2 separate regions of the Homo sapiens genome follow, and region 1 is linked to region 2. Evidence: read pairs that join two places in POLR2A ChIA-PET (ENCODE). Cell type or tissue: HepG2. All regions are shown on one strand. Links, peaks and the distances in the headings refer to the core of each region. The heading gives the core; the rest is flanking DNA.

Evidence for each region. ChIA-PET counts read pairs that join two places held together with the same protein. Peaks named below come from ENCODE experiments on the same cell type or tissue, not always from the same donor. Only the 100,000 strongest peaks of a DNase experiment are listed, where the experiment ranks them.
Region 1: POLR2A ChIA-PET joins it to region 2 with 10 read pairs; 4 of 35 experiments call an interaction of 5 or more read pairs at or near these places.

Annotation. Positions count from the first base shown.
Region 1 is chr11:126,080,539-126,095,574 of GRCh38, reverse strand. No RefSeq gene overlaps it. Among named protein-coding and RNA genes, the nearest start is that of CDON, 25 kb to the right of the region's middle. In HepG2, for the core only: a CTCF peak has its summit at 10,400; DNase peaks (open chromatin) are centred at 3,514 and 6,444; H3K4me3 peaks cover 314 bases.
Region 2 is chr11:126,140,656-126,155,691 of GRCh38, reverse strand. No RefSeq gene overlaps it. Among named protein-coding and RNA genes, the nearest start is that of RPUSD4, 63 kb to the left of the region's middle. RefSeq lists a cis regulatory region at 7,717-7,730 and enhancers at 7,651-7,795, 7,483-8,129, 8,130-8,777. In HepG2, for the core only: a CTCF peak has its summit at 5,870 (motif pointing right); DNase peaks (open chromatin) are centred at 7,731 and 8,691; H3K4me3 peaks cover 1,908 bases.

The DNA.
Region 1 (15,036 bases), core at 2,520-10,519, 60 kb after region 2:
ATCCCAGGAAGGCAGATAGGTATGATTTAGTAACTACATTTTACAGATGTGCACACTGCAGCAGTTACATAGCTAGTAATTGAAGCCAAAAATCGAACACAAGTCATTCCAGAACCCAATATTGTTACCATTAGAGGATTCTGCAAGTCCTCCTTCAGGCTGCCCTGGGGCGAGGGAAGGCTCCAAAGGAGAACCCCAAGCATTCACAGTGGCCTCAGCTAGTGTATGATGAGTTTCCATATGCTGAAAATAGTGTCTGGCAGATCATAAAAGCTTGGTAATTATGTATTTATTTTTATTATGATTACTATTATTCTTATATTGGGGCTGTTTCCTGGGAGGCAGTCTAGAACAGTGGAAGTTAAGTTCAAGTACTGGCTTGAACTCCTGGTTAAACATGCCAGATGATGTATACTCTTTAACTCCATTCTTCCTGAAACCCCATTAAAACTAAACTAAAGTGTATTAGTTAGGATTCTCTAGAGGGAAGGACTCATAGGATAGATGTAGATATGAAAAGGAGAATATTAAGGAGTATTGACTCACACGATTACAAGGTGAAGTCCCACAATAGGTCGTTTGCAAGCTGAGGAGCAAGGAAGCCAGTTCGAGTTCTAAAACCTTAAAAGTAGGGAAGCTGACAGTGCAACCTTCAGTCTGTGGCTGAAGGCCAAGAGCCCCTGGTGAACCACTGGTGTAACTCCATGAGTCCAAAAGCTGAAGAACTTGGAGTCCAATGTTTGAGGGCAGGAAGCATCCAGCATGGGAGAAGGATGAAGGCTGGAAGACTGATATTCAATATTAACCATCACATTAAAACACAACAAAAAATATTACAAACTCACAAAAACTACGGGAAAGGAGATAAGAGCAACACAATTCTGGAGGCTAGGAAGCACATTTGACAAGTACCATATTAATAAGTTGGACCTGTCTAAGCAGGCCTGAGAAAGTTCAATCCTAACTCAGACAGGAACATCCTACATTATATCTCAGAAGCCTCAAAGACTCAGGAATGAGCGATATAAGATTCTTCTAGAAAGGAGAGGGGCAAAATTGGCACTGAAAACAAGATTTGTTAAAAGGTTGCTCAAAAAGTGGGTAGATGCCATGTCCTCTCCCCTGCTCCACACTTCCATCCTACCAAAGGCTAGACCTCTGTTCTCTAGAGATGATAAAATAGTTTCAACAGTTTCAATGGGACAGGAGGCACAATTTGCGACACATGAAGACATGGAAGTTAAATGCCAGTTTAGACCACCAGCCTTCTTCCACTGAATGGTAAAAGTTAGGCTTATATTCTCTAACAGGAGATAAAGTTTCCCAGAGAAACTTTGTCAAATGACATCAAGAGTTTCCCAAGGGAATGGCCCAGCTAGATTACCTGCAGTGAAATCTACACTTGGCAAGCTCTGCCCATCCAGTGGTAAGTACTACCACACAGCTGTTTGGTACCCTGTTCATAAGCAGTCACTAAGAAGCACCAGGCGTTTGAAAAAAGCTTCTACCAGCAAAAGGCCGAACAAACAAACAGAAGACAACAAATCTTGGAGAAAACAAAGACTATGCATGGGGAAGAAAACTCTTATGTACTTAGAAAGTTGTAATATTGCATCTACAAAATCAAGAATGGGACGCTAATAAAAAAAATATTGGCCAGGCATGGTGGCTCACACTTATAATCAAAGCACTTTGGGAAGCCAAGATGGATCACTTGAGCCCAGAATTTTGAGACCAGCCTGGGCAACATGGTGAAGACCCATCGCTATGAAAAAATACAAAAATTAGCTGGACATGGTGCTGCGTGCCTGTAGTCCCAGTTACTTGGAGGGCTGAAGCAGGAGGATTTCTTGAGCCCGGGAGGTTGAGGCTGCAGTGGGCTGTGATCATACCACTGGACTCCAGCCTGGGCAGCAGAGTGAGACCCTGTCTCAAAAAAAAAGAATGGAATTACTGGGGAACAAAAAAGAACTCTTGGAAACTAAATATGATAGGATAAAGTTTTAACAATCAATAGATGATTGAAAAATAAGTGGAGGAAATTAATCAGAAAGTAGAGGTAAGAGTTAGGAGAGAAGAAAAAAGAGAATTATAAGATGCATTCAAGAAAATATTCAAATTACAGGAATTCCAAAAAGAGATAATAGAGAAAATAGAGGTTAAAAAAGTAAATTAGGCTGAACATGGCAGCTCACACCTGGAATCCCAGCACTTTAGGAGGCCAAGGTGGGAGGATCACTTGAGGCCAGGAGTTCGAGATCAGCCTGCTTAATATAGCAAGACCCCATCTCTAAAAAAATAAAAAATAAATTATCTAGGCATGGTGATGGATGCCTGGTGTCCTAGCTACTTGGGAGGATGAGGAAGGAGGATCGCTTGAGCCTAGGAGTTTGAGGCTGCTGTGAGCTATGATCATGCCACTGCACCCTAGCCTTAGTGACAGAGTGAGACTTCATCTCTAAAAAAATAAAAATAAATACAATTCAATCAATCAGCCAAGCAAAGTGGCTCATACCTGTAATCCCAGCACTTTGGGAGGCCAAGAGGGGAGGATTACTTGAGTCCAGGAGTTTGAGACCAGCCTGGGCAACATAGTGAGACCCTGTCTCTATTTTTAAAAAATATATCTAAAAAATCAACTGATCAAAGGTATAATTCATGAACATTTTCCTAGTCTTAGACGTGAGTTTCCAGAATGAAAGAGCCCATTAAGTGCCCAGAATAATCAATGAAGAAAACCAACACCCAAAGAAAGTAAATTATGACATTTCAGCATATTAGCAACAAAGAGAGGATCCTACAAGGTTCCGGAGAAAATAAACAAGTTTCATACCAAGGAATCAGAATAGCACTGGAAGCTAGAAGACAATGGAGAAAGGCCAGCTACTTCCGAGGTAGAATTTTCTACTCACCTAAACTCCCAATCAAATGTGAGGGCAGAATGGAGACATTTTCAGATATGTGCCATGTGTCCATATTTTGTCTGTCATGCACTGTCTCAGGATTCCACTGCAAAGGATATGCTCCACCAAGAAGGAAGACATGTCACCCAGCACAAAGAGGACCCCGAAACAAGGGAACGGGAAGCTCCAATAACATAGTAAAGGGAGATCTCAAGCCACCAGCTTTGTAACAGACCCTGGGAACAACCAGTGCAGACTGGCCCAGCCAGAAGATCCAGGGATGATCTCCTGGAGAAAACGAGGCAGATAGACTAAGTCATCTCAATATTTGAGGGAATTGAAACGAGATTACTCAATCTGGGGAGAGTTTGGGAATACACCAGCAATAAATATACAGAAAACTAAACAAACAAAACCAAACGATTTTTAACTCTAGGAGGAAAATTTCGCAGAGGGAAAATAATCATTGTACACTCACGACTTGGCTGTGGGTAGCGTTTATGTATTCATGATAAAGTAAATATTGAATGTTGATCTAATGAAAATTACGATCTAATTATACTCGGGAAATGGCCAGCTGAGTGGGGGCGGGAGCTGCGTGCGTCAGTGTGTGGCAACGGGATGTTTTGGCAACGGAGAGAGAAAGAAATCCTCCCCTTTCCTTTTTTTTTTTTGAGATGGTCTCCCTCTGTCGCCCAGGCTGGAGTGCAGTGGCGCAATCTCGGCTCACTGCAAGCTCCACCTCCTGGGCTCACGCCATTCTCCTGCCTCAGCCTCCCCAGTAGCTGGGACTACAGGCGCCCGCCACCATGCCTGGCTAATTTTTTGTATTTTTAGTAGAGATGGGGTTTCACCGTGTTAGCCAGGATGGTCTCGATCTCCTGACCTCGTGATCCGCCCCCCTCGGCCTCCCAAAGTGCTGCGATTACAGGCGTGAGCCACCGCGCCGGGCCTGAAATCCTCCCTTTTCCTAACGAGAAATAGACAAAGGCCTAACTTAAGAAAAATCTAGGAAATGGTTAACATTGGAAAATTAAGCAGTAGCGATATAAGCTTGCTATTTAGCAAAGAAAGTAAAGAATCCGTTCAAAAGAGTTGAGAAAAGGCTGGGCCTGGTGGCTCACGCCTGTAATCCTAGCACTTTGGGAGGCTGAGGTGAGTGGATCACTTGAGGTCAGGAGTTCAAGACCAGCCTGGCCAACATGGTGAAACCCCGTCTCTACTAAAAATACAAAAAAAATCAGCCGGGTGGGGTGGCGCGTGCTACTTGGGAGGCTGAGGCACGAGAATCACTTGAACTTGGGAGGCGGGTTGCTGTGAGCTGAGATCGTGTCACTGCACTACAGCCTGAGCAACAGAGGGAGACTCTGTCTCATAAAAGAAAAGAAAAGAAAAGAAAAGAAAAGAAAAGAAAAGAAAAGAAAGGGTTGAGAAGGTTACTCCTGAGGAGCAAGAATTGGTGGGGAGAGGGGGAGTGATGGAGGGGGCTGTTGCGTTTCTTATCAAGTCTTGCAGAACTCTTGGTGTCTTTAAACTATGTGCTTGAAAATTTCTGATTAAGAGAATGTGATAAAAGATACAAGGAGGAACAGGAGGAGGAGGAGGAAAAAAAGAGGGAGAGCCTAAGAGTCTAGTAGACTGAGCTCTCCTGTATGTTGGGCAAATTATTTAATTTCTATTATTTTCTTCTGCAAAAATGAATATAATAGTACATAACTTGCAGGATTCTTTTTGTCTCTAATATGTGGTAACCACATGTCACTACTGGTTATTGGAAACACAGACCAATCTACCAAAGGATAAACACTCAGGTCTTGGTTCCTCACTTCCACCTGGCTCATTAAACTGTTGGGAGATCCAGTGCAGTAACTAAGTCAAACCTCACATCCACTTGGAACTAGGCCAAATGTGACTTCAATAACACATCCAGCATGGTGCCCAGTGTTGACACTAGTATGCATGGAGGGTTGACTCCATGCTGGTCTCTGTGCTAAAGGCGTCACATGGGATTGTCCTCCATCGTAACCACAGAATGTTCTTAATTACCAGCACAGCTGCATACACTGGGGCAACAAACAAACAAAAACAACCGTCACAGTGCATGTGAGTAAGCACATCAGGGCAGGCCTGAGAGACGGGAAAGGCCAGAGGCAAGCACTCTCCCTTATGGTGTGAAGCTTAGTGTTTGCGTCTTGTCCACTTTCAGAAAAGATTAGTGAGGCCAGGCACGGTGGCTCACATCTGTAATCCCAGCACTTTGGGAGGCGGAGGCGGGTGGATCATCTGAGGTCAGAAGTTTGAGACCAGCCTGGCCAACATGGTGAAACCCTGTCTGTACAAAAATACAAAAAAAAATTAGCCAGGTGTGGTGGCAGGTGCCGGTAATCCCAGCTACTCGGGAGGCTGAGGTAGGGAGAATCTCTTGAACCCAGGAGGCAGAGGTTGCAGTAAGCCAAGATCGCATCATTGCACCCCAGCCTGGGCAACAGAGCAAGACTCTGTCTAAAAAAAAAAAAAAAATCAGTGATTGTGTAGCAAGAGTAAGCCAGGATTTAAAGACAGAAGATCTGGTTTCAGATCCCTACTTCACCTATTGGGCAAGTGTTTCTTGAGACTGCTTTCTTATTTTTAAATTAAAGCTAAAACAAGAATATGGACTTTATTATATGGTTATCATGAAACTTGAATGAATTTATACACACACATATAATTTACCACATAAAGAGTAGCTTTAGGCTGGGCGTGGTGGCTCACACCTGTAATCCCAGCACTTTGGGAGGCCGAGACAAGAGTACTGCTTGAGGCCAGGAATTCAAGACCAACCTAGGGAACATAGTGAGACTCTGTCTTTACAAAAAATTAGAAAAATTAGTTGGGCGTGGTGGCACACACATGTAGTTCCAGCTACTTAGAAGGCTGAAGCAGGCGGATCAATTGAGCCCAGGAATTAGAGGCTGCAGCAAGCTACGATTGCCACTACCCTCCAGCCTGGGTGACAGAGGGAGATCATCTCTCAAAAAAAATTGCTTATATATTAAAAATATGTAACATAGTATATAAATATATAACTACTATTTGAAAGAGTAGACATATAACAAATACACAATAAATATATAACTATATATAATAGAGTCTACATACAAGTTATATATAAAACTACTCTTTATATGATAAATTATACTCTTGTCGAATAAAAAACAAATCCAGACTTGGTAAGAGTAGACTTTTATCCAAAGAGAATTATTGCAAGGCTGGGGGAGGGGAAGGGACTATTGCAATAGGGAGAAGGCCCTGACCATCCTTCTGAAAGCTTCTTAGGAATAAGGCAGACAGGAATTTTTTTCCTTTCTAGGGAAGAGTAAACAAGGCTAGAAAGAAGCAGGTGTGGGGAAGGGGGTGGGTGATGGGGCAGCAGGGTCAGGCAGTGAGGCAGGGGCTGTTTGACCCAGAGGCCTGCCTCTTGTCAGGAAGGGCTGTTTGCTGGCTCAGGCTGAGGGTGCCCAAAGTCCAGGGGCCTTGAAAAAGAAACTCTTCAATGAAGTTTGGTTACAAGCATTTTGTCCCAATTGATCCGTGGAGACAAGCAGCTTAGCTAATCATTGATGAGGCAGAGCAAGGGACTCTGGAGGGTCTGTGACTGGCCTTGTCATAGGTAAAGTCTTAATCTAAGTCATTTGAGGAAGGGTGGGGTTCTTTGCCGTAAGCAGCTTGCTTTACATATTTTTGGGGGTTTAATTTGCAATATAAAATTCTAATAGACACTTTTCTCGCTATTATTTACTATGAAATATTTGGTTCCCGTTTTTAGTGGATTCACTGTAAGTGGCCATTTTCCGGGATCAATTGCCCTCCAATAATGAGAACCTTCTGCTCAGCCCCAAGAGCCTGAGACTCACGCCGGATGTCGCTGGCCATGAGCATGAAATTCCTTCAAATTCTCACATTTCATCTTAAAATATTTTTATAATCTATAATATACTTCTGATAAATTACTTGTTAAATTACTTAAAGTTTTCCCTAAAGGTCTTTAACCAAAAGGATCCTCTTTCTTAAGAGCCATTTTTATCCTGTGGCTTCACACACCCTGTGGCATATTGGATGTTTCCCTCAGGATATAGAAACTTTATTTGAAAAGCTTGGCCATAAAGAATGATCCAAATTACTTGGGCCTTGATGTTCAGAGGGGAATGTTGCCAGCCAACGACCATACACAGCCATAGAAAGATCTCAAAAATGTTCTCTTAGAATATCTAGCTTGGAGCAATGCTCTGATGGCTCTTTGAGGAAAGTTAATTGTAAATGTACTCTTGAATTGCTAGATTGATTTATAACTTTAAGTCTTTTTGAGCATGATTAGATATCTGAACCCAAGGTCCCCTGATTATACTCCTATGTCATGTCAAACAGAAGATGTATCCCATCTCCATTTAAAGAACTCCTCATTTGGTGATGAAAATCAGTTTCTTCATCTTCCTTTTTTTTTTGACAGGATCTCACTTTGTCTCCTAGGCTGGAGTGCAGTGGTGTGACCATAGCTCTCTGCAGCCTTGAACTCCTGGGCTCAAGCGATCCTCCCACCTCAGCCTCTCGAGTAGCTGTGGCTGACTACAGGCATGCACCACCATGACCAGCTATTTTTTTATTTTTATTTTTTGTAGAGATGGGTCTTACTAGATAATCATAGTTTCTTTTACTGTGCCTTTACTACATATCAGAAACAGGGCCAGCATTTTGCATGCATTATCTCTAACTCTCCTAACAGCCTGTAAGGAAGTTGTTACTATCTTCTTTTAACAAATGACAGAACAGAAAGGTTAAATGATTTTGCTAAGGCCACACAGCCAGAAGGTGGAGGTTATAAGGCTCATACCCTTCCCATTAAAGCAGAATACCTTAGGCTTCATACTTGGGTTAGGTTCATAGTATCAGTGACCAGAATGCCCCTTACCCCAACTTTTTCAAATACCGGTGGTCTCAACCAGGTTTTGGAGAGAAACCGGACAACAGCCAGTGCAAGGTTCAGCGCCTCGATAACAGTCCAACGCTCAGAAACTCTACTCTAACTGGAGGAAGACCCTCCAACTTCTTTTTGCTTTCTTCTTACTCACCTTTTAGGGGCAGCATTTAATGATATGGAATATTCTTTCTGTTACAGGAATAAAGTGAAGTAATTTGTATTTAATAAAATTGCGCACGCTCTCTTTTAACCCATTTTTTTCCCCAGGTCGATATTTTTACATGGGGAGCAATTGGAGTTTTCAAGCTCAGCCACTCCATTATTGATCATTGATTTACTATCTGTGGTTGTGAACGAATCTGTCTAAACCAATAGAAGATTGAGGGGGTTTTTTTGTTTTGTTTTTTGTTTGTTTTTCTTTTTTTTGAGACAGAGTTTTGCTCTTGTTGCCCAGGCTGGAGTGCATTGGTGCAATCTCGGCTCACCGCAACCTCTGCCTCCCAGGTTCAAGTGATTCTCCTGCCTCAGCCTCTCGAGTAGCTGGGATTACAGGCATGCACCACCACGCCCGGCTAATTTTTCTATTTTTAGTAGAGACGGGGTTTCTTCATGTTGGCTAGGCTGATCTCGAACTCCTAACCTCAAGTGATCTGCCCGCCTCGGCCTCCCAAAGTGCTGGGATTACAGGCATGAGCCACTGCACCCGGCCAGATTGAGGTTTTTTCCTCACCTCTCGTTGGCCTTGACAAAGGGGCCAGGAAGTGGACCACATATGAAGAGTATAGATCCCTAGTTGCTGATGTACATATAAAACACGCATTTTGATACTGCCATGAAAATCAAAGTCCACAGGAAGTATTTCCTGGCAGAAATGTCGTTATAAACATTTTCCAAATTTTTAAATTATAAAAGTATTATAAAAACTCTAAACCAGAATGTCATTCTTTTTCTTTTTTTTTTTTTAGATGGAGGCTCACTCTGTCGCCCAGGCTGGAGTGTGGTGGCGCGATCTTGGCTCGCTGCAACCTCTGTGTCCTGGGGCTGCTCCTGCTAGGGTGTCACCATGGGTCCCCAAGCTGATGTGATGCTGTCAGCATCCTGTCGGCACCTCCTTGGCCTGTACCATTTCGGGGCATGCTGGCTGACATTCCGACTGCCAGCTTCTATATCACTTGCCTGAGGCCTTTCTTTGCCTGCTGCAGCCTGCTTTGCCCACATATGTGGTAAACCAGACACACCGGGGAATTCATGCTCCTAGAGCAGCCCTCAACCATTGATTGATGGGAGTTGGTATATATGCCCCAGCTCCCTCCCCGCCTCAGGTAGGATGATTCAGAGGCTGTTCAACACTCCCAGAATTCCTCAGTGGGGATGAGCTTTAATTCCCTTAGTAGGAACTAGCTTGGTAACACACCTTTTTGGGGGCCTTTTTTCCTTTCCTGTCTCACTTGCCCACTCTCCTACTAGTGTTTACTGGGATCAAACAAATGACTTGTATTTGAATCCCTTTCTCCAGGTCTGCTTCTAGGGGAACCCAAACTAAAATGGATGGGTTATGCTTAGATCAAACTAAAGTGATACAAGACCATTCTTTTGGGCCATTTTATCTTGTACCCTCATCAACGGAGTCTTATTACTGTAGGGTGTCAACTAAAGACATTGCCAATCCTGTTACTCAGCACTGCCTATACGAATTTCATTGTGAGAAATTTCTTCTAAAACTTACAGCTGGAAAAAATTTTGCTTAGCCTGACACGCTGGTATATTTCCTTCATTCTGGTAAAGAGAATTAGATTCCAGACATCTGTCTGTCTGTCTCCTTTTTTTCCTCTCTCTTTTCCTCTCCAGATTTGCCTTCAGGGAAGCTCAGAAGCCAATCTGGAGTCCAATAACAGCAAATATGCAGGACTTTATCCCCCGTGTATGTGTGTTTCTCTTCCCTAGTCTTGATTTCATTTCGTGTATATTTTCTGTGATCCTAGTTATTCATTCTTATTTGGACTTACTCCTGCTTTAGTGCATGCATCTCTTTGCAAGCCGCCAATACTCTGTGGAACTAGTGGCCATGTGAATAAGGTGTTTAAGAAGCACTTCTTTAATGAATTATATTTGGATGCTAACTGTGCAAAGATATTGTTATGAAACTAGAGAAGTATGAGTCTCCCCTCCAGAGCACCTTCTCACCTTGTAGGACAGTGCTTTTTCAACTCTCTGGTTTCTGTAATTGTCTCCTTGGATGAAATCTTACATGGAAGATATGGCAAGTCAATAAAAAGAAGCTGTTCTGGTTGAGATGTGTGAGTGAGGGGATAGGAAATCCTTTCACTCAGCTTGGGAATCCTCTTCCGCTACACCCCCTACACCCTGTCTTTTGGTCCCCCAGGCACCAGCTTCTAAACTTGAGGTCTTTGTAGAGCACTGGTTGACAAACAGCTTTAGAGACACAAGCAGGGTGTGGGCCTTTGATGCCAGGGCAGTGCTGGGGACAGCAGCTGCGCACGGAGCTGTTCTGCCGCCACCCAGGAAAGGGGGCGCTCACTGCTGCAGGCTGTCTACCCACCGGACAGGGCTGTTCTCCCCAAGTTTGCCTTATCACAGGCGCTGACCTATAGGTCAAGAAGCAGCCTCGGCTGGGCACGGTGACTCACGCCTGTAATCCCAGCACTTTGGAAGGCCGAGGTGGGCGGATCACAAGGTCAGGAGTTCGAGACCATCCTGGCTAACATGGGGAAACCCTGTCTCTACTAAAAACACAAAAATTAGCTGGGCGTGGTGGCGTGTGCCTGTAGTCCCAGCTACTCAGGAGGCTAAGGCAGGAGAATCACTTGAACCCAGGAGGCAGAGGTTGCTGTGAGCCAAGATCATGCCACTGCACTCCAGCCGGGCAACAGAATGAGACTCTGTCTCAAAAAAAAAAGAAGCAGCCTCAGGGCAGTTTCCTCCCCAGCCCACTCTGTGTCACTCCATAGCTCGCTGGGCCCTCTTCTGGCCCTCTTGACACCTCCTCAAGTCCCCTCCTCAAGCCTGGTGCGGATGGGCAGGAGCAGGCTGGGACAGAGGTGAAGATCCAGGGGCTGGCTCGGCAGGAGAGGCAGGTGTGTGAGGAGACAGACCTCTGGCTCTGCCTCTTTTTCTGGAAGCTATCGGTTCTAAGCTTAGACACCAATGCACCCCCCACCCCCAGCCCGCACTGTTTGTCTAATAAGGAAACCTTTTTGACCTAGCCAGTTAAAAGTCCCGGCCCTTCACCTCATTACTGCCAAGGCCAGAACTAAAGAGGTGAAAGCTGGCAGCCTTGGGCTGCCTTCAACTTGGCAACTGGCCCTCAGGGTCTGTGTCTCGAAGTCCCAGCCTTTCAATAGGGCTGTGTTTTCAATCCTGCTTACACAAAGCCGCACGGTCTCCCTCCTGGGCCTGAGCGCGCCATTCTCATCTTTCTATGGGGGATTAAGGGCTGCTCTCTTGTTTGAGTGTCACTCTGCCTTTGAACCACTGTGGCTTCATCTGGTTTCAGGCTCAGCTTCCTGCCAGGAAGTGGATTTACCTCTGATTTGCTGTTACTCTCTCTGCAGGATGATGCTGAGGGGAGTGAGTTCCTTTCTCCCCAGACACCACCACCAGCTCCCCGCTTCCACTCCCCTCCACGGCTCTCCAGCTTGAGCCCTTGACATAGCTCCCAGCTCCCTCCTCTTCTGGTGGAATTCTCCTCTCACACAGGGAAAGCGGAGACTCTAAAGATAGGGGAGCCCCAGGCTGGCTCACTGGGGTTGCGGGGGAGGTTGGAGGTGAGGGAGCTGGAGCTGGAGCTGCCTGAGAGACTGAATGTGCACCTGCTGGGGCTGTGGAGGAAGGTCCTGGATTGAGTCAGGGCTGCTTTGGGTCTCTCTGGGGTGGCAGCCTGGAGCTATTCTCTCTCTTCCTGAAAACTCCAGAAAAGAGTTGAGACAGATGCTTCTTCCCTGGATGCTAAGCTTAGACTGGAAACCAGATCTCTTGAATACAAACCTAGAGACATTTTTACCTTCTCCGTGGAGAGTGTGTGTGTGTGTGTGTGTGTGCGTGTAAGAGATAGATAGAGAGACAGAGAGAAAGAGAGAGAGACAGAGGTAGGAAGGAGAACAAAAGTCAGGTGATTTTAGGTACACTGACATCCAGGCAGAGGAAGAAGATTCTTCCTGGAGGGGAGCCAGTTGCTCTACTCTAACAGAGATCAAGAGAAATATCAAAGTATAATTAGGTCGGCGTCGGACTCCATGTGCTGAAAGCAGTAGTTCGGTGGCCCACAAAATAACCTAGGTTTTATTAATGATTGGGGGAGGGTGAGTTGTGGTGGTGAGAATCCACAGTGGCCCCTATTTCTGGAAATGCAGCTCAGGGGTCTGTGGGTGGAGTTGTTCCTGGATTCTTTCTAGATCTCAGGGGAGAGAAGCTAAAGAGCAGGGTGATCTTGCCCTGGGAGAGAGATACCATCTCTGGATGAAGACAGGTGTGTTTTCTTGTTTGCTTGTTTTGTTTTATGTGCCATCCTCCTACATTACCAGTTAGAAGAGAAAACTGCACTCCAAAACTGGGAGTGAAGAGTCTGAGGGGCACTGAGACTGAGCCAGGTGCGCATGGGTGTAGCGGGGACTGATGGAGAAAGGCTCCAAACATTCTTACGGGAGGAGGAGGATGGTGTAATACAGCTAAATGCCAATGGCAAAAGAGCTGAAAGGGGGGTGTAGCTCAAGCGGACAGAGGCAAAGAGAGAGCCCTTGGCCGGCGCCTGCAAACACCACCCTCCAGGGCCTGGCCCTCCCCTGTGTGCCCTGTTGTGGGCCTCAAAGGGTGCTGGCCCAGGCCCTGTCTGCCATTCCCTTCACAAAGCCGGGGTTGTGTTCTTGGCAGGGCTGGGCCTCCCCGCCATTGAGGTCCCGGCTGGGGCTGCCTGCCCTGGGAGCCTCCCTTCCCAGCCAGAGGCCCTCGATTTGTCCAAGTGCCAATACCTAATGAGGAGCTCATTTGAATCCATGCAAAGTACCAGGGAGCAAGGAGGCATGCTAATTAAAGTGATTGCTGTTCTTTAATTAAGCAATAATTCCCCCAAGGAGGGCATTATCATGCAAATAGAGCCCTCTTGGGTGAGGTAAGGGCTTTGGGCAACAGCTGAGGTCTGTTAATAAGGCCCCTGGGCATCGGAGGGCAGGCATCCAGAATGCCCCATTGAGCTGGGTGATAGAGCAAGGGAAATAATCACCCCTGCGCCGCACTGCCTTTTGTCTCTCCAGGCTTTGGCTGCGGAGCTGTGGGAGGCGGGGACCCTGCACCCCCTGCTGTTCCTTTCCCTTCCTCTCCCTTTGCCTCCTCTCCAAGAAACGTTTTCAGAGCTGTGTGAGGTGGAGAGGTTTGTAGGACAATGTCTAGTTTGGCCCTTCACACAATCGATGTCCCAATCATCAGAGCATCAGCCCAGAAGAGTTGGAATGGAGCCTCCTGAATGTTCATAAACAAGGAAGATATTGCAAGAGGCTGAGCTCTGTTGGGCCACTGTAATAAAATGGAAAGAGCACTGAAATGAGCCATCGACCTGGGTGACTGTGGGCAAGCCACTTTCCTTCTTCAAGACTCAGTTTCCTCATCTTTAGAATGGGTTGCTAGTAACTACCTGACGCAGTTATCATGTGAGTAAATGAATGTGAACGTGTAGGGTATTTAAACCCGTGGTTCCCAACCTGGAGTGATTTTTGCCCACAGAGGAAGGCTGCCAGATAAAATATATTTTGATATCAAATATATTTGCTAATTTTGATATCAAATTTATTTGCTAAATCTGACAACCTTATCCCAGAGGACACTGGCAATGTCTAGAGATATTTTGCCACAACCAGAGGAGTGGGTGCTACTGGCATCTAGTGGGGGGAGGGCCAGGGTTGCCGTTAAACATTCTCAACTGCTCAAGAGAGTCCCCACCACATGGAATTATCTGGCCCAAAATATCAATAGTGCTGAGCTTAAACAACTCTGACCTAAACAATGCACAACAAAACTGAGTTAGATGAAAAAATACATAAAGAGATAGTAGATTTTCTGAAGCAGGACCATAGTAGTATGGTTCTAAATCCCCTAAGATACTTCTGTTTTCTTGAAAGAAAAGGTTTTAAATAGGCCAGGCACGCTGTGGCTCAAGCCTGTTATCCCAGTGCCTTGGGATGCTGAGGCAGGAGTATTACTTGAGGCCAGGAATTTGAGACCAGCCTGGGCAACACAGACTCCCATTTCTACAAAAATAAAAAAGAGAGAGAAAATTAGCCAGCCATGGTGGTGAGTGCCCGTGGTCCTAGCTCCTCGCGAGGCTGTGGCAGACAGATCACTTGAGATCAGGAGTTTGAGGCTGCAGTGAGCCATGATCATGCCACTGCACTCCAGCCTGGGCCACAGAGTGAGACCCAGTCTCTAAAAATAAAATAAAATAAAATTTAAAAATAAACAAATCATGGAACAGACTGAGGCTCAGTGGCACACTGATACTGGCAGTTCCACGTAAGAAGAGGACCAAAGAACACGCTGGCAAGGTCCAAGAAGTTTCAGAGACAACACAAAGCCAGCCCTGATGTAAGGGGAAGGCGACTCTTCATGCAGAGAGCCCTGGCAGAGGCACCAGGGCTGAGCGTTGAGGGCACAGCGAGGCAGTTGAGAGCAGGTGTCAATGACTCTGGCACTGTGAAGCTGAGAGTATAAGAGGAAACTATACTCCTACCTTACCTTTGACAGTAATAGTACTCACATAACTAATACCTATGGTGAGCGTGCTGGTCTAATTCTCACAACAGCCTAGGAGAAAGGTGCTATTATTATCCCTATTTTGAAGATAAGGACATTGAAACATGGGAAAGATAAATAACCTGCCCATGGCCACATACCTAGTAAGAGCCAGGATTTCAACCAAGGCAGCATCTGAAGGCAGCACAGCTGCGGAACCAAGTCTGGGAAAATGAGACTTCCGCAGTGATCACAGATCTTGATATACAGTCATCCTGCAGCATGGGAGTTAGGCCCTCAGCAAAGTGCCTGCTATGTCTGCCTAGCTGCCGGGTGGGTCTCCGAGTGGTGTCTGCATTTGGGACATCCATCACTCGGCTTTTGGGTCCCTGGACAGACAGCTAGAGGGCAAGGCAACAAGTGGGGAAGGGAGTCACC
Region 2 (15,036 bases), core at 3,027-11,026:
TTCCCAGCCCAGGGCCCGAGACGTAAGTTCTCCATCCACGCTTGGGAGTGCATGAGTGGGCGAGTAAGCAGCCCTGAAATGTCCTGAATCTTTGAACCTCAGTTTTCCATCTGTAAAATGGGGATGGCAATCATGGAACCCACCGTGAGAGATCAGCTGGGTTGTGCTAGGGAGTTCTCTTACTACACCGCTGGCCCTGATGGATGTCCCTAAATTTACGCAGTCCTTGCTCTCATCTTGAGATCACAGGTGTCCTTGAACTTCCTGTCCTCTCTGCTGCACACAGAGCTTGCCTTCCTCCCATTCTCCACCTGGCTTCTTGATGCCACATGTCATAAGCTTAGCCAGCAGTAGGCTGGGCCTAACGTTAGGGCCATCACTCCCAGACACAGAATGGTCAACCCCGAGGAATCAGCCCTCGGTGCCTCTGCCCGATCACCGCCCTCTCCACAGAGCTGCAGAGCCCAAACTCGCCTTCCCAGCCGGGCCAGAAGGAAAAGGCTTTCTGTGCCTGCCCTGGCCTGCCAAGCCTCACAGAGGTTATGCCACTTGAAATGCTGACCTTCTGTCTTCCCTTCTACCCCCTTTTATTTTCTACTTTATGCTTTTCCTCCTTTCTCACTTACTCTTGCTTCCTCTTCTCCAAATTGTTAGTTCAAAACAATAGATAAGTGCGGAGCCGCCAGCAAGGCTGCATGTATGAGAGGCGCTGGGGAGCAAGGAAGGAACAGCCATTGGTTTCGCTGATTACCCGTTGCTGGCCCACCTTCTCGTTCTGCTTCCAGCAGGAGCTCATGGGTCCTGCTGAGTGAGAAGGAGCTTCTTTTTATCGTATCAGTCATTGCTTCCTGGTCCTTCTAGCTCATACATGCCTGAGATCAGACCAAAGGAAGTCCAGCTCTTGGTCCAGGTCTCTCCTTATGAGCTGCACTACCTCCTAGGAAAGAAATGAACTCAAGGGAGAGCAGGGAAGGGCCCACTGGAGTAAGGGTCTCACTGCAGTTCTTCAGTTAGCAGAACATTTCTGTGTAATGCATAGAAGGGACTTTATGTTTACAGATGTACTCACCCGACTCGGATGAGATCATGAGTCCTTTCCTCAGCAAGAGGACACCTTTTCCCATAATACAGTGCTACAAGCTGCGTCCCCCATAGTACGGCAGGAAGCGAGGCATCTTGGGGTTGGAGGTGTGCAGTACAATGTCATCAGAGGTGGGACAGGGCCCATCACAGGGCTTTCTTCCCTAGTCACGGAGCAAACACAGTCCCCATGGGATGGTAGAGATACAGGGAAGAGGCTGCAGCCATTGACAAGTGGGTGCGCTTTGCACCCACTGCCACGCCCTGCAATCTCCTCTTCCCCTGCCTCAGCTGTATCTTCCACAGTCCTCAGCCCTAGTGGAAGTGTCTTCAGATTTATATGGTGCTATTTACTGGCGCTCTGCCAATTAGTGACACTTTGAAATTCCCTTATATGACGCACTGCTGCTCTGACAATAAACAAGTCATTAGCTGGGTCGGAGGGCAGCTTCCAGCTGGTTTTGATTCATTGTTTCTGAACCGGCTCAAGAGGCTCATTAAGATGCAGGGTCTCCAGTCCAAGGCTTGGGAAACCCTGAAGCTAGAAGCAGATGGGGCTTCTGCACAGCTAGGTACTGGGTTGCTGTTCACCTGCCCTTCCCTTCTGATGCCCCATGAGACTCATCCCCCACCACTGTAGGGGATACTAATTGCCACCACAGTGTCACCCTCCTTTCATAAGATACAGACACAGGACAAAGGCCTCAGTAGGGAGTAGATGTGAAGGGACAGCAGGGAATGGTGAAAGGAGGCTGGGTGGAAAGGAGAGACCTGGGTGCTAGAGGAAGGAGCGGCACGGGAGAGCTAGAAACTCCAGTGGGTGATCTGGGGTGGGGAAAAGGTGGCGGACATCTGGGCGAGAGCCCAGCCCATTATGTCCAGTTCATGTTCTTCACTTGCAGCTCCAAAGGCTGTGAGACCTGGAAGGGATCTTGGACAGCACCCAGGCCAACCCCTCATCTCCATTTTACAGATACTCAAGAAAGACGAAGTGACTTCCCAGTTCACTCAGCTCATACATGCCTGAGATTAGACTAAAGGAGGTCCAGTTCTTGGTCCAGATCTCTCCTTATGACCTGCATTAGGTCCTAGGAAAGAAACAAGCTCCAGGGAGAGCAGGGGAGCATCCTGCTCCAGGCACGTGCTCACTGCTGCTGTTTCTCCTCTTCCCTGTGCTTGCAACCCCTCCTTCCATCATGCCTCATGCCCTTGCTGGCTTCTGGATTCTGCACGTATAAAGGAGTCCTGTTTGGGTCTAAGGATGTCGAGTATGTGAATGGCTAAATAAGAAGGCTCATTACAGAGCACCATGCTAGGCACTGTAGGAGAAAAAAAGTGCTTGACATTCATGACCTGGAATGGAAAGCACAGTGAAAAAATTACCACTAAGTAAACATAGAACGTAAAGTCTGAGTCGTGAGCTCCACCAGCTGAAGCCATGGTGCTATTCCATGAGGGACATCAGGATGGATGTAGCTCTAGGTGCTAGGCATTATGGTTTTGATGCTGCCCTGGGGGCAGGTGACATGATCTCTAGTTTATAAGAGGAAGATAGCTAAAATTGAGACCTATGCAAAGACTGGGACCCTGTAAGAGATATAACCTCAGACAAACCAGGATCAAAAAAATACCAATCACAGGCTTAGGGTAGGGACAGTTAATCTTATCCTGACTGGGACTCTAAATAGAAAAAAGTCTTCTGTGAGAAATAGAAGCTGCAGGCCTGAACCATATGTGACTACAGTGTCTGAATTTCCACTGCTGGAATTCCCAAGCTGAGAAATTAATATAAAAATAGATCCCAGACCAGTAAAACTCATGGTGTATCAAGAGAAGGAAATACACAGCTATTCAGGAGGAATGTGCCCCAGAGCAACAGCATTTCACAGCAAAATCTGATCCCCTTTGAAGTTGCCCAAACAATAAAAAAATTACAAACCCACATCAGGAAATGATATACTATTAGAGAAAGTCAGCAAACATATCAAACTAGTTTAGCATTCCAATAAATAAAACAATGTAACAATCTGAAAGAGACTTTAAAATAACTATGTTTAAAATGATTAAAAAGGTGAAAACATAGAAACATAAAGAAAATATAGGATATTTTGGAAGAAACAGGCAAATTTGTTAAAAAACAAGAACTTTCTAGAAATAAAAAATATAGTCATTGAATTAAAAGCTCAATAGATGTGTCAGACAGCAGATTAGATGAAGCTGAGCAGAGAATTAATGAACTGAAAGATAGATCAGAGGAAATTACAACAAATGTAGCATGGAAACAGGAGAGAGAAAAAATGTGGAGGAGAAGCCAAAAAGGCATAGAGGATAAAATGAGAGGATCCAAATTACCTTTACAGGGAGTTGCACAGGAGAAGAATATAGAGAAAGGGACATGGCAACGTTCAATTTTCCAGAACTGATGAAAGGACACTGTCCTCAGATTAAAGAAACATTGGGATTTCTGGGGGAAAATACATAAGAATAAACCCACAGAGATATGGTAGAGTGAAACTGGATTCAAGGAAATACAGCCAGTGTGTGGAGGGATTAAGGAGAAAGGAGAGGTTAAATTTGTCCAGGAATATCTGTGAAAGTCCATGGAAAACTGAGACTTGAAGGTCAAAGAAAATTTTAAGAGGTTGAAAATATGGTAAGGCTGATGAGATTTAAGAAATAGGAAGAAAATATGAGGTTTCAGGCTCTCTGATTAGTTTCTAAGTAGGTTTTAATGCAATTCGTTTTGAATTAAGTTACTCTTAAGACTCTGGATACCTATTTGTAAACTAAAGGTTTCAGGGGAAGCTCTCCTGGCCTGCACATTTATTTCAAACCTAGTCTCTGTTCTTCCCAGTTGGGTCCCCTGCCCTGTCCATGACTCTTCAGTCCTGGCTAGGCACAAGTCACCCAGCTGATCCTATTCCACTCGAAAAACCACTCGTAATCAACAAATTGCCCTTTGAGGCCTCCCCTTCCTGTTGGGGGCTGAGTTGAAATTGGACTATCCAACCTTCCTCCCTCTACCTGTGGTCCTTGGGGCAAAGAAAAACCCTGCTCTGAAGTGGACAGCAGGGGCATGCCCTACTGCATCTGTGCCTGGTTAGCAGTGTCAGTGGCTTCAGAGGAACAGAAAAACCTGGGCATGGTAATTGGCTCATGAAAGCTGCATGTTGCTGGAGCGGGCAGGAGGGTCTGGAGAGGAATGGGCTTAATGGGAAGCAAATGCTGCAGAAGAGCCTGTGCACACCCTCCCCCAATTCACGGCCATTAGCATTCCTCAGACACCTGCAGGCGCTTGGCCCTAGCTGGGCATGGGATGTGCCGGCTCCTCCCTGCTGGCGCACAGAACAGAAAGATGAAGTTTGGTTCTCATTAAGGGGGCAGGGGTGGATGCGAGACAGGAGAACTCTTTCTTGTATCTTTTAAGAGCACGTGCTTTTCTTTGGTTGTTGTCAAATTCTGCTTCACCTTATGGTTGTTTACGGGTTCAGAGAAAGAGCACTAGACTTTGGGTTGAGTACCAGATCATCCTTTCCTAGCTTTGCAACCATAGAAACAGCACCAAATCTCTCTGGTCCTCAGCCTCCTCCTGGTTAGGAATAATGAAGGGATAATTCCTACGAACAGGGTTATTTTGAAGAATAAATAAGGTAGACCATTTGAAGGCACCGGGCAGAGAGGTATTATGGAATGGACACTCAGAAAATTTGAGTTTCCTTTATCCCAGATCATAAGTACCTTTGGAGAAGGAATGGTGTCTTATTCATCTTTGTAACCCCCAAGGCGTCTGTTGTGGTGCCAGACACCCAGAGTAGAAGACTGAGTCAATGGGGGTGCAGTACCCCCGATGCTGAGCTCCCCCACCCTCTCACTGGGACAGGACAAAGGTCAGCTCAGAAGCCAGATGCCAAGAAGAAAAAAAGACCGGGTCCTTGAAGAGTCATTGAAATGGGCCTGGTGGCAAAGCAGCAAAGGGGCAGGATGTCTATGAGGCCACTTGAAGAACCTACTCCACCTGGGTGCTGGGGGACGTGGTCCTGCAGGAGGCCAAGGGGACTGCACCAACAGAGGGACCAGCCCTGTCCGGGGAGGGACGGCATCTCCCTCTCCTCCCATCCCACGCTTGCAGGTGCCGGCTTCCGGAGGGTGCCGTGGTCTCTGGGGCTGGCTCCCTTCAGCCGCAAAGACCTCTCTGGCGGAGGCTTCCATCCACCTGCTCTCCAGCTGCTGCTGGTAGAGGCTTGGTTGACTTAGGCATCTTCCACGCATCTTTAATCTGTCTTCACTCAGTGCCAAACATCTGCGGAGGGGATCTACTGGCTGTTTATTTTCTGTTTGTCTTGGGTGTGACACAATCTCTATTCTTCACTTTAATGGCTCTTCTCTTTATTATTATTGTCTCAACCCCTCTATTTATTTGCTTTCCCCGAACACCAACTACTTTCCCTCTGCTCTCCTGGACTGGCCAAGGCCCATGCCAGCCCTCCCTGCTTCCTCTCCTCCCAGCTCAGGGCCCTGCTCTCCTGGCTATGAGCCTCACTCAGACCAGATGTGGTTTCCTCCTCCTCTCCTCCTCCTCCCTCTCCCTGTCCCCCTGAGTTGCCAAGGGCTGCAGGGGGTCAGGGGAGCAGAGAGGTTCTCCACCCACATCCTGTCCTGCCCCCGCCGTCTACTTCCCTGCCCAGCTCTGTGGCCCACACTAAAGAGGGAAGGGAGTGCAGTGCATGCCAGGGTACTGTTTAGTCCCTGTGATGAGGGGTGCTGGCAGGACTCCTACCCCTGACAGTATGGTCAGTAGGGGGCCTTGGTCGCCTCTCTGCAACACAGCTGCACTGGAAGGATTTGGCACAGTCCATGCACACTCTAGATCACTGATGGTGTCAAGGCCCCTCGCTTCCATATTGCCCAATGAGCAATATTTTACAACTGTGCTTTTACATCTACTGTCCCTGCAACCTTCGCCACAGCCTGGATCCTCACCTCTTCATGCCAGAGGAGTCTGAGGTTCTAGCATCGCTCAGCTGATAAGAGGCCAAGTCAAGATTTGAATTTAAATCTGGTTTGATGTGAAGAATGGCCAATTGGCTTAAACACTGGGGCCCGACTTTCTTGACCTGGCCTGGTCTGACCTGTCCCAACACCTGGGAATAAACCTCTTTTGGTGAATAGAGTCTGGGTTTGGGGGCAGCAGCCAGCCTGGGACACTTTTCTGTTTCTGGAATTATTTCTACCTCTGGCCATAATGGGTCACTGAAATTTGACCCCTGGGATTTCAGTAGAAGTGATAGTTAGAGATAATATTATGGCTCTCACTGTGCAAAGAATATAGACTCTACAAGGATACGGAATGCAAGAGAAACTGAAGGTGAACTTATCAGAGGGGAGAGTTGTGGCAAAACTTCAGACTCAATACAAAATCACCAATCAACTGTTCAACCAGGAGCAAAGCCAGGCTTGGCGGGGTCTGAGCTTTTACAATTTGGTGGTGGTGGTGGGAACTCTTTTTAAGTAAAAGAATTCACAAGTATGAACACAAATGTACCAGGATTCCTCCCAGGGCCTTGCAAGGATCCTGTGCAAAAGCCATTAGCTTCCTGGAAAATCCAGCCCTGAATAGGGCTAAAGTGACTTCAGACTGAGCACCTAGGCAGATTTTCAGCTAAAGCTGTAGTTTGGGACCAACTAGGACAGTGGTTCTCAATTCTGGTGGGCCTAAAACTCACCTGGGGACATGTTCAAATGCAGACTGTGCTTTACCCCCAGAAATTCTGCTTTAGTGGCGGGTCTGGGGAGGGGACTTGAAGTCTGCATTTTTGACGAGACCTCCAGGGGATTCTGAAACTGGACAAGTGGGAACTAAACTCTTGAGAAACATGGGGCCAGAAGTGGTGGCTCACACCTATAATCCCAGCATTTGGAAGGCTTAGGCAGGTGGATCACTTGAGACCAGGAGTCTGAGACCAGCCTGGCCAACATGGCAAAACCCTATCTCTACAAAAAATTCAAAATTAGCTGAGTGTGGTGGTGTGTGCCTGTGGTTCCAGCTACTCGAGAGACTGAGGTGGGAGGATTGCCTGAGCCTGAGTCAAGCCTGCAGTGATCCGAGATCAAGCCACTGCACTTTAGACTCTGCTCTTTGAGACTCTGTCCAAAAAAAAGAAATAAAGGGAGAGAAAGAAAGAAAAGAAAGAAAGAAAAGAAAAGAAAGAAAGAAATCCAGTCCCCACACTGTCATGAGGAATTCAGGCTGGAGAACAGGAATGTTCACCAAAGTCAGACAGCAAACAGGGGTTGAAGGTATAGCTGGGATCGGGGTCCTGTCCCCAATTTCTCGTTCTTTCCTCTTGCCAGGCTGTCTCTGATCAGACTTCACTTCCTGAAGAAGGTGAGTTATTAGCGTGGGGGGGTTTGCAAAGGGGACATGAAACTGGGCTTTCTCTAGCAGCTTCCAGAAAGAAAGAAGTCCTGGGCTGCCTGGGACTCCTGAAAGGTGAGAGACCCCATGGCCCCAGAGGCAGGGCCTAGATCCCTGGGGAGGGAAACTTAATTGCTGGCAGGTGCTGTAGGAGTGGGGCTGGAGCCCCTCCCAAAGTGCAGTGTCCATGGGACTGCAGCTCAAATGCCTTCCAAAGCTCCCAGGTCAAAGGTCACCATCAAAGCATTCAACTGGCAAGGCACTCTCATTAAGTCAAATATTGACTTGTCTCAATATGAACTTTGTTTGTTTGTTTGCTTTGGCCAGAGGTCTAGTCTAAACATGTAAATGACTCATCTGCTGATTAATGAACCTCTTCCCAGGAGTCTCTTCCTAAGACCCCTTAGCGAGCAAGAAGGCCAGAGGCAGGTAGGGAGGACTGGAAGTTGTCTCATCACTGCTCTGAGGAACAGGGGGGACAGTGGAGAACAGTGGGAATGGGGAAGATAGAGAGGCCTGGACTGATGAGAGCCACGGTCCCTCTGGTGTCTGGGGAGCCCCTCTGCAGGGGGACGCTGCCGCCAATGTCCGCTCTCAGGCTTGGGCACTAGAGGTGCTCCGAGCCGGCTTCACGCTTCTTGGAGGCAACTCCATCAACCCCACCAGGTCTGGGTCCTGCGGGGCAGGTGACAGCCTGCAGTGTGGAGGAAGCCAGCTCCCTCCTTGGACTAAAGGGAGGAGGAAACTGCTCAGTTTCAAGAGGGCTGAGGAGCCCAATAGGCTTAGAGTGTTGGAATGAGCTGCGTTCTACTGGGGGCTCTTCATTGCACAACCCCAGGGGGTGCCATCCACACAGTGTTCTAGAGTTGCGTGGCAGTGTGGCCTGCTCCTGAGAGCCCCACTGCGCACTCCTGCCCTGTTTACAGCAAGAAAGGGCAGGGGCAGTAGGGAGGGAGGGAGGGAGGAAAGGAAGGGGAGGGAGGGAGGGAGGGAGGAAGACAGGAAAGGAAGGGAGGGAGGGAGGGAGGGAGGGAGGAAGGGGCGAGTCTTCCCTGAATGCCGCTGCGGGTCAGGCTGTGGGTGGGGGCGCTCAGGTGGGCAGTGAGCGATAGAGGCTGGGCTTGGCTGGGGTTGGGAGAGGGAGGCCGCCAGAGGAGGGCCGAGCCCCTTGAAAGCTGCTATTGTTTGAGGTCTATGCTCAGAGAAGCCCTGAGTAAAAAGAGCTTGTTAGAGAGGCCCAGGCTGGAGACAAGCTGCTCTCAGAGAGCCAGTGAACCGTGCGAAATGACTTAAACTAACATCCCTGACTGCACCGGGCCGGGACCCAGGAGTCAGGGCCGTGGGCTCATCAGAAATTCATAGAAGGTGCCCCGCAGCTCAGCTTTCTCTGGCCGCCTTGTTCATTGAGCGGTTTTTTCTTTCCAGTCCCGCGGCTCTGAAAGGGAGACAGGGGCTGCCTGATGGGGAAGATCAAGTGGCCTTTGAAAACCTCTCTCGGAGTTTATTAAACCCAGGGGCCAGGGCAGGCCAACCTGGAGGCCCAGCCAGGCCTGGCTCCGCCCACCCCGGGCTCCCCAGAGGGGACCTGGCCTGTTCTCATGTCCCAAACTTGGCAGGTCTGTGCAGAGGGATGAGGGGGTGGGGGAGCGGGATCCTGAGGAAGATGGGAGGAGGTGAGGGAAGGGGCTGAGCACGGGTGGAGACCTGTGGCCCCCACAGACGACAGGGCCTTCTCTCTCTGGGCCCCCAGGACACCCCCTGCTTCCTGCTGGAACTCGTCTCTCCAGGAGCTCTCCGAGTGTTTGTGCTCAAGGTACACAGAGAGGAGAGTGGGGGGAGGAAAGGACTAGGGGGTCTCTGGGCTGCATCACAGCTTCCTGACCAAGTAAGGGCAGGAACGACGCTGCTCAGAGGATGCCTCAAGTTTCCAGAAGTCCCTCAGAGAAGGAGAGGTGAATGACCTCACCTGCCAAGGCCCAGGGTGCTCACCCAATCCCCGTCCCAACACACATCCCAGAGGGACTGGCCTTCGAGGCAGCACCCAGAACAGGGGGCTGAAGTAGACCCCTGGCACAGAACACTTCCCCGAGACTGCCTGATGACCCGCGAGGCTGAGTCCCTGCCGAGGACAGCTACGGGGGAAGGAGCCTTCCACAAACACCCAAATGAAAGCCTTCTGGGTGCCAGACCCCATCCCAGACACTGGGTACACAGGGATGAGCAAAGCAGTGGGTGTGTCTTGTTCCTGAGAAGACATGGGACCCTCTGTCATCAACATGTGTGAGTTCTTTTTTTTTTTTTTTTTTTTTGAGATGGAGCCTCGCTCTGTTGCCCAGGCTGGAGTGCAATCGCGTGATCTTGGCTCACCACAACCTCTGCCTACCAGGTTCAAGTGATTCTCCTGCCTCAGCCTACCGAGTAGCTGGAAATACAGGTGTATTCCACCATGCCTGGCTAATTTTTGTATTTTTAGTAGAGACAGGGTTTCACTATTTTGACCAGGCTGGTCTTGAACTCCTGACTTCGTGATCCACCCACCTCGGCCTCCCAAAGTGCTAGGATTATAGACATGAGCCACTGCGCTCGGCCAACACGTGTGATTTCTAAACCCCGCTGAGCCACTTCCTAGCCAGGTGACCTCAGGCAGTAACTGTACTTCTCTGAGTCCCAGTCCTTAGGGTGGGTGCAGAGCTGGTGTAGGGAGGGCTGCTAATCCACATCAAACTATAGTAACTCCTTTACCAGTTTATATCCTGGGGATCTGAGGGAGATTTCTTCTGAAAAGGTAATTCTGCTTGTTTAAAAGGTTGAGGCCGGCACACCTGTAATCCCAGTGCTTTGGGAGGCTGAAGTGAGAGGATCGCTTGAGACCAGGAGTTCAAGACCAGCCTGGGCAACATAGTAACATTCCGTCTCTCCAGGCGCGGTGGCTCACACCTGTAATCCCAGCACTTTGGGAGGCTGAGGCAAGTGGATCACTTGAGCTCAGGAGTTCGAGACCAGCCTGGCCAACATGGTGAAACCCTATCCCTACTAAAAATACAAAAATTAGCCAGGCGTAGTAGCTGGTGCCTGTAATCCCAGCTACTCAGGAGGCTGAGGCAGGAGAATCACTTGAACCCAGGAGGCAGAGGTTGCAGTGAGCCGAGATCGTGCCACTGCATTCCAGCCTGGGTGACAGAGCAATGTCTGAAAAAAAAAAATTTCCATCTCTTCAAAAAATATATATATGGCCGGGTGCGGTGGCTCATACCTGTAATCCCAGCACTTTGGGACACTGAGGCGGGTGGATCACAAAGTTAGGAGATCAAGACCATCCTGGCTAACACAGTGAAACCCTGTCTCTACTGAAAATACAAAAAATTAGCCAGGCATGGTGGCGGGCGCCTGTAGTCCCGGCTACTTGGGAGGCTGAGGCAGGAGGATGGCGTGAACCTGGGAGGCAGAGCTTGCAGTGAGCTGAGATCGCACCACTGCACTCCAGCCTGTGCGACAGAGCGAGACTCTGTCTCAAAAACAAAACAACAACAACAACAACAAAATATATATATATATATATATATATATATATATATATATATATATATATATATATGTATGTATGGTGGTGGTGTGCACCTGAGTCCAAGCTACTCAGGCAGCTGAGGCAGGAGGATTGCTTGAGCCCCAGAGATTGAGGCTGTAGTGAGCTATGATCATACCACTGCACTCCAGCCTGGGAGACAGAGTAAGACCCTTTCTCTAAATGAATGAATGAATGACGTCTTTAACCGTCAACCAAATTCATATCCCTCCTACCTCGCCTGCATTCACATAAGTCTTTTAATCTTTTCTGCCTTGTTTCATTGACAGTGGCCCCTCCCAGATCATTCCTGGGCCATGATGTGCCTCCTTCTCCCTGAACCCTCACTGGATGCCTCCAGAGAGTTCCTCTTTCCCAGCCCAGCTTTGGATTTGGAATCCAGTTCTGTCTCAACCCCTTTTTAGACTTCCCCTTTCAACAAGTTCAAAGTCCTTTACAGTTTTTCCTGAGCATCTTTTTCTCACATATATTTTTAGAGAATAAACAGATGGGAAGGGTCTGAAGATACAAACTGAGTTGTGTATGGTAGCAGTCCCTGAACCTTGCATGGATGGCAAGGTGTGAGGAATGGCCCTATTCTTTGTAGGTTGTAAGCCTCTTTCTCTAGGGCCAAGGCAGCTAACAAGAAGTTTGAAGGCCTTATCCCCCCACTCCCCCCACACCCCCCCTATTTAAGGCCAGGCCTACTTGGCCTGTTAAAAATATGGCTAGTCCTAGATCCTTGACCTAGCAATCCCATTACTGGGTATATAACCAAAGGAGTATAAATCATTCTACTATAAAAACACATGCACACGTATGTTTATTACAGTACTATTCACAATAGCAAAGAGTTGGAACCAACCCAAATGCCCATCAATGATAGACTGGAGAAAGAAAATGTGGCACATATACACCATGGAATATTATGCAGCCATAAAAAAGGATGAGTTCATGTCCTTTGCAGGGACATGGATGAATCTAGAAACCATCATCCTCAGCAAAGTAACAAAGGAACAGAAAACCAAACACTGCATGTTCTCACTCATAAGTGGGGGTTGAACAATGAGAACACATGGACACAGGGAGGGGAACATCATACACCAGGGCCTGTCGGGGCAGGGATGGGGGGAAAGGGGAGGGAGAGCATTAGGACAAATACCTAATGCATGCGGGGCTTAAAGGTGCAGCAAACCACCATGGCACATGTATACCTATGTAACAAACCTGCATGTTCAGCACATGTATCCCAGAACTTAAAGTAAAATTAAAAAAAAAAAATATATATATATATAACAGGTGCCTTGTCCAACAGATCCAGGAGCCAGGAAGGATATTGGGATGGGGAGGGACAGTGGTATTCCTTTTAGCTGACATTCTTGGAGTCAGCCAACCAAATCTGGGCTAGCAGAGAGGTTTCAGCTAATGTACCAATTTGTCCAGATTGAGGGTAACTGCCTGGGCACTCTGTTTAGAAGGACCCCAAGACTGTGTTGTTGTCATTGTTCAGAGAGCGTTAATAACTAACTCATGGTGCCTGTCATGGGCACAAGCTGGACGCATGGCAGAACTTGTGGTGTGTGTGTGTCTCCCATTCCTGGACCAAATGAAAAGAGGGGAGAGTTACAATTCCTTATGCTGGTCATAATTTTTCCTTTGAACAAAAGAATGAGAACAAATGATTTGACAACAGCCCAGGTGATTTGAATTTGAGAACTATGCCCAAAAGTTGTTACATGTGTTCACTGCGGGTTTCTTTTGGGAATGGTCATTCTTCAAGCTGGTGGGGAATTCCAAAAGAAATTAAACCTTAGTGGCTTTCAAACTATTCTTTTTTTGTTGTTTTGTTTTGTTTTGAGATGGAGTCTTGCTCTATCGCCCAGGCTGGAGTGCAGTGGCACAATCTCGGCTCACTGCAAGCTCCATCTCCCGGGTTCACACCATTCTCCTGCCCCAGCCTCCCAAGTAGCTGGGACTACAGGCGCCCGCCACCACACCTGGCTAATTTTTTTGTATTTTTAGTACAGACGGGGTTTCACCGTGTTAGCCAGGATGGTCTCGATCTCCTGACCTTGTGATCTGCCTGCCTCAGCCTCCCAAAGTGCTGGGATTACAAGTGTGAGCCACCACGCCCAGCCTCAAACTATTCCTTTACAGGCTTACAATGGTAGGCTTTTCTTTCAAAGAAATCTTACACAATGCATAAACAAATACAACAGATAAAGCTGAGCTGCTCTGGTTGAAATGGGGCCTGGGCATCAGGATGCACTACCAGTGCACCTTGGGGCCTATTTGAAAGCTACTAGTCTATTCTACTCTCTGCTTTTACGGGGGCTATTTTTATTTTATTTTATCTTAATTTTTGTATTTTTGAGACAGGGTCTGGTTCTATCGCCCAGGCTGGAGTGCAGTGGTGCCATCACGGCTCACTGCAGCCTTGACCTCCTGGGCTCAAGTGATCCTCCCACCTCAGCCTCCCGAGTATCTGGGATTACAGGCAAGTACCACCTCTCCTGGCTAATTTTTTGTATTTTTAATAGAGACAGGGTTTGGCCATGTGTCCCAGGTTGGTCTCCAACTCCTGGGCTCAAGGGATCCAATTGCCTTGGCCTCCCAAACTGCTGGAATTACAGGTGTGAACCACCACACCTGGCCAAGGGGGGCTATTTCTAAATATTTTTTGTAGAAATGCAGGACTTGAGATCCAAGAAAATATGACTGAAATTGCATAAAGATCTTAGCAGCAGTGTTACCTTTACATACCTACACACCCCACCATGATTCTGAGCAGTATCCTCAAACTCGCTCATCCTCCCACTCCCAAGCCATGAATGACCCCTGCTGGCTTATTTATTTCTTTATTGTATTTTAAGATGTCTTCATCCAGGCAGTTCCCCCACCTTGCTGTGCACCCCTTGATAATCTTGTCACATTCCCCCTCCCTCTTCATGCTCACTGCTTAATGGGCATCCCATGCCCTGGTCATTCACCTGGGCTGCTCCTCGGTGCCACTGTGGCTCCTCCCACTTCCCCAGCACTTGGCCCCCTCCCCTTGCTCTATAGGTCCACAGTGTACCTCCGATTCTCTGCTAGTTGGATGGGGAGGATGCAGTAGTAGCTCAGGGCTCTCTGCTGCAGTTCCTGGACAGCTTCTAGCTCTATGCCCAAAGCCCACTCCAACCTTCCCCATGTCCTTTTTCTGAGCTGTTCCATGCCCTTTACACGTACTCGCTGTCTGGATGCACCATCGTCTGCTTCTCTTGCCCCTCCCCTGTGCTCGTGCCCACTCCACGCCCTGAGATCCCTTCTGTCCGAACTTTCTCTTCCATTCCATCTAAGAGCTTTGTGCATTTTAGTTTCTTCCCAGGAGTCTCCTTGGATTGAGAGAAAAGAAAGTCATTTTTCCCTATCCCTCAACCCATTCATCCTTGCTTAGCACAAAGCCAGCACCTCGTGCTGGGCATCCTGCCAGGCATAGTTTATTTTGTACTCGGGCGCTGAGCTCTGGTGTCTTCCTGATTTATTTTGTGGTCTGTGTGTCTGTCCTCTGCATCCATCTGCATAAGCATGGCTGTTTGAGGCTGCAGCCCCTTAGGCAGGCATTTAATAAAGCTGAGCATGACGAGAGAAATAAATGGCTGTATTTTGCAGAGCGCAGGAGGGCTGGTGCGCACCAGCCGGGCTGGGATGGTTGGGATAAGGAGGTGACTTGTATTTCAGGCTTCTCCTCCTTGATGGGAACTTCGGGCCTATGTGAGGGGAACTTCCCGGCTTCCACCCAAGCCTCCGCATCCTGGGTTGGGGTCAGCGATGCCAGCTTTCCTGACAGCCCTGTACTAACCTCCCCACCTACTACCTCCCCAAGAAACAGCAAGGGGCTGGCTGCGGTTCAGTGCCTGTCAACCAATTCAGTGGGAAGGAAACATTAAACACTCCAACACTGCTTATTGGAGCTGGGTAAACTCAGCACACCACAGTT